2 separate regions of the Mus musculus genome follow, and region 1 is linked to region 2. The links are chromatin loops, found by intact Hi-C in ENCODE. Cell type or tissue: left cerebral cortex. All regions are shown on one strand.

The links. Hi-C counts contacts between places; a loop is a spot of excess contacts. Peaks named below come from ENCODE experiments on the same cell type or tissue, not always from the same donor. Only the 100,000 strongest peaks of a DNase experiment are listed, where the experiment ranks them.
Region 1: it touches region 2 in a loop (2.4-fold over the local background); 7 of 42 quality-filtered maps call a loop at or near these places.

What each region holds. Positions count from the first base shown.
Region 1 is chr8:26,335,734-26,338,233 of GRCm38, reverse strand. No RefSeq gene overlaps it. Among named protein-coding and RNA genes, the nearest start is that of Gm31784, 25 kb to the right of the region's middle. In left cerebral cortex, no CTCF peak of the experiment used is centred here; a DNase peak (open chromatin) is centred at 1,123.
Region 2 is chr8:26,183,338-26,185,837 of GRCm38, reverse strand. No RefSeq gene overlaps it. Among named protein-coding and RNA genes, the nearest start is that of Thap1, 26 kb to the right of the region's middle. In left cerebral cortex, a CTCF peak has its summit at 1,465 (motif pointing left); DNase peaks (open chromatin) are centred at 856 and 1,450; H3K4me3 peaks cover 632 bases.

The sequences.
Region 1 (2,500 bases), 150 kb before region 2:
CTGTTTCCCACTCTCGATCTCCATCTCCTACAACAAACCTCAGCAGTGGAGATTCTAAAGACCAAGGCCTTGTTCCCTTTAACTTATGCTAGGAACCCAACACTTCTCTCAGCATCTTTTCATGATGTTCACGCCCTCTTTTTAAGGGTACCACTGGCAGGAATGTAGCCTAGCTACTGCTTCATCGTGCCCCAGTTCCCAGCTGTAGGCCAAGAGCTCCGGACAAGAGAACTTGATTCTTGTTGCTCCTCAGCCACCTTTGAAGTCAGTACACTTCTCTTGATTTTTTTTTTAAAGTGGCATAAACAATAGTAAATGCTATATCACAGATAAACAGTATCATTGAAAAGAGAGCAAGACTTCATGTATCCTAGTCCAAGGCCATGACAATCCCTTCAAATATTTTCAGTGTGTTGACTTTGCCAATGAAACAAGTTATGGTGTCCTTATGTGAGATGATTCTTTGACCAAGAGACAGGTTGACAAGTGGCCGTGCAAAGCTTGGCTTTCTTTTAAAGGACTGATTGGAAAGGGACAGTGTATAATTGGTCCCGCGTGTAACAACTCCTCTATGTAGAAATGCATTGTATCTCCAGATCTTGGCCATGCAGGAAAAGGTTGCTTCCAGAGATAGAAAGCTCTAGACTGCTTCATCCCATGTCTAGCTCTTGGTCCAAACACGGTGATTAGTCCTTTGAATATTGGATTTGCTGGAAATGACTTTCAAGCTAATATGATCTATTATATTGTAAAACATCAAACCAGACCATCTCTGCTCTGGCACAGGGCCAAGGACCTGAGGCTATGAAACTGAGTACCTCTGAAATAGCCATAATCAAGATCCCTGTCTCCACACAGTGCGGTGACCATGTGTGCCTTCTTGTGCCTGTGAGCCAGTAATTCTATAGCCATGCCCCTGACAGCCAAGCATCCCTCGCCATCTTCAAAACTCTGTCCCACAAAGTTCTCATGGTATGACTTCATTTGAGACATGAGATCTGATGCATTTTTGTTTTTTGTGGTGGGGAGATGACTTATTTTCAGAGCCTTCTATCAATATGCAGGCAGGTCCTTTCCAGACAGTGAAAGCTTTGTACAGGATATAAGTGCCTGCTTGGGCAGATCCCAAGTACTCTAATTTAGGAGGCATGAAATCTGCCTGCCACCACTGAATCATTGTCATGCCAGTGCTGTGCCAAGACTAGGGACCAGCTATTTAAGCAGCTGTATTTGCAAGCTTGCTCTGCCGGGGCATGGCCGAGTTTTTAGTTGCCCCTTAGGTTTAGACTACATTATTCCTCAGAATCTTGATGGATTTTCAATGTAGTATCAACTCCTCCAACCTTGGAAACTATGATATTCAAACCCTCCCCTTCCACTCCTACCATGATGCAGAGTTCCTAAACAACAGAACCCAACTGCCTTTAGTTAGGGTTTCCATTGTTGTGAAGAGACACTATGACCAGGTCAACTCTTATAAAGGACAACATTTAATTGGGACTGGCTTACAGGTTCTGAGGTTCAGTCTACTATCATTATGACAGGAAGCATGGCAGCATCTAGGCAGGCATGATGTGAAAGGAGCTAAGAGTTCTACATCTTCATCCAAAGGAAGCCAGGAGCAGAATGCCTGCCAGGAAGCTAGGGGGAGGGTCCCAAAGCCCACCCCTACAGTGACACACTTCCTCCAACAAGGCCACACATATGCCAATGAGGCATTGTAATGCCTAATAGTGTCACTCCCTGGGCCAAGCATATTCATATCACCACAGCAACTGTGCTTTGTGTCACTGAACACTCTGCTCTGGGAAGATGGACAAATATGGCTTTGAGAATACAATTGTCATCAACTCTGTCACTCCAAAACTCAATGTGGTGACATCTACATACCAGTGGCCTTCTTAAAACAAACTATATACTCATGAGTTGCTGACACCCAAATCCTGATGGGGTGAAGAGTATGAATCACTGACCACTGCTGGCTTCAGAAACCCACCATTTAGTTGTGATAAGGGATATGTAATCAGAAACCTTATTTATGAAACAGTAGGTATTTATGTTCTATCTATAAGGAATTTAAGCCAAAGTACACTGGCTTTTCTTTTTTTTTTAAGTCAGTGTTCAGAAAGGACTTGGCACATGGAATTTCATTAACAAATATTTATCAATGGGTAAATGAGACTCATGTATCAGGAGCTTCATCATAACACCCAAGAAATACACAACCTCGGTCAATGTGTACGAGCTTCAAGTTCCACACATTGACACCAACAAATGACCCTTGGTACTGTGGTCTCATCTCTGAAAAGGAAAAACAAAGCTGTTTTCTCCATCCATCAGCAGGTGTGTGTGTGTGTGTGTGGGTGTGGGTGTGTGTGTGTGTGTGTGTGTGTGTGTGTGTGTGTGTGTGCGTGTGTGTGTGTGTGTGTGTAACAAAAATAAATACAGATTAGGTCATGAATTCAAGAAAGTGGGGGGATGCAGGGAAACCAGAGTGGGG
Region 2 (2,500 bases):
TAACTTTTCTGTTTTATTACAATGGCATCTTAAGAGCTGGAGAGATGGTTCAGCGGTTGAGAGCACTGACTGCTCTTTCAGAGGTCCTGAGTTCAATTCCCAGCAACCACATGGTGGCTCACAACCATCTGTAGTGGGGATCCAATGCCTTCTTCTGGTGTGTCTAAAGATAGTGACAGTGTACTCATATACACGAAATAAATAAATAAACCAAAAAAAATCATTTTAAAAAATCTTAATCTTAATACCACTAACCTCCTAGAATAGGCTACTTTGATCAGAAATCTGATGCCAAGCCACAACCAAACTACCCATATAAAAGGGGAATGTACCATAGTTTTGGAAAAGTCCACTCATGGACGAATACTAGCCTACTTCTTCCTGTTTATGCTCCAAATCCCCAGACAGTCATCTGAGAGGAGTTAAGATAAAATCCTACTGGAATTTCTCCATTTCCATTTTATCTGTATTTCATCCATGAAAAAGAAATGAGATTCTTTGCGCATTTATATATCAATGGGTAATATAATTAACACACATATAAAAATTACTATTGGCCAGGAAAACTTATAATGCTTTTTCCATTATTATTATCTGCTTGCATGCTCTTTTGGACTAACATTTTCATCTAGACCATTAAGACATGCAATCTTATCATCCTTCCAAAGAAACATGGACCCTGCCAAGGACTCAAGCTAGTGGACTGAAGTCACACATCGAAGGGACTGAGGAGTACGGAGAGTGTTCACCACCTAGCTGCCTAACACTCCGTAAAATACACTGCGAACTTCTTCGCAAAGAGCCACCGGTGCGGTTCTACTTTAGAAAGCGGAAGCAACCAAAGAGGACTCAGGGTTGGGAAGCAGTGCAGAGATAATGGCTTACTCGCTTGATGATGACGCTACTGTGACGTCAGAGGTGATGCTCCTCTTTCTCAAACCGTCGCTGCGACCGTAAGCCTTTAAAATTCGTACTGAGCATAGTAAGAGAAGGAGAGACTGGCAGAAACAAAAAAAAAATTCAACGAGCTCAATAAAGATATAATTATCTAAAAGGGAGTAGGAAGGGCATACCATTCATCTGGTTTCAAAACCATGGAATGTTCTATCAGAAACTTTCGCTGATCCAAAGGCAGCGGGGTCATATTGTCATCGGCTGAAGCCTTCCTAAAGGAAGGAAAGGAGGAAGGAAGGAAGGGACAGAAGGACAGACAGGCAGACGGAGGATGGATCTAAACTGAGGTGGAAACACAAAAAGGAAGCACATTCAACTCTATCAACAACTGTCACAACTGTCACACACACACAGGAGTGCAGGTTCCTTTAACCCTACAAGGCTAAGCATTTCCGTCCAGAAAGATGTTTCTTTGGGTCATTAATGGTCTGATTCACACTCCAGTCTCCTCGCTAATCACAGGGACTTGGGAAGCTGAGACTGTCTCGTGGTACTGTGCTGCCATCGTCTGGCATGTTGAAATGACCACGAGCTGGCGCCTGGCTGTTCCTTTTATTGTTGTTGCTATTCTGTTGCTGTTGTTTAACCATTATGCTCTTGTAGAGCATTGAATTATGAATTGCTATATCAGGAAATAGTATTCACGTTCTTTTCGTTGCTAATTATCTTTCTAAACTTTCATTTTTAAGAGGCCTGGTATTTCTTTTTTAATTTTTATTATTACACAAATAGTTCCGTTGTGGGATTTTTTCAAACAAAATTTGTTTTTGTTGTTCCTCTGACCCTGGCCTCGCCTTCTCCGCCCCTACCTCATGCCTACCACACTAGCCTTCTGTCTGTCCGCTCTCATGTCACGGTGTCGCCAACCCCTTTCTTGACACTCTGACTCCCCTGTCCTCATACCTAGTTCTGTAGCCTATTCCCACATTGAAAATTAGGGTCCACATATGAAAGAGGATGTGAGTCTGTCATCCCACACTCGAAATAATAGTTTCTAATAATTCAATGGTACTATATAGAAAGAAATATTTTCCCAAATTCATTCATTGTTCTCCAAATTTCGTGATTGTTTTCCTTCACAGCTGAGTAAAATTCCAGATAGAAGCCACGTTTTCAATTCTGTCTTCCTATTGGTGAGCATCCAAGCAGATTCCATTTCCCTGTCATTGTGAATAGAGCAGCAATAAATATAAATACACAACTGTCTCTGGGGTTCCAGGAGTGGTATAGATAGATCATATAGTTCTATGAATTTATTTTTTGAAGATGCTTCGTGCTGGTTTCCATCATGGCTGGACTTGGTTTATAGTCCGCCCAACTGTGATTAAAAGCCCCTCTTCCCTCACACCCTCTCCAGCATTTCTTGTCATTTGTTTGCTCAACAATAGTTGTTCTGACTGGGATGCATTGAACCTCAAAATGGTTTAAACTTGCGTTTCCGTGATGACTAAGGATGTTTAACATTTCTTAATATAGATAGGAATTTATTTTAAGAAAATAATCACATCACAATGCCATTATAGTTTCACATCCATCCTCATTATAA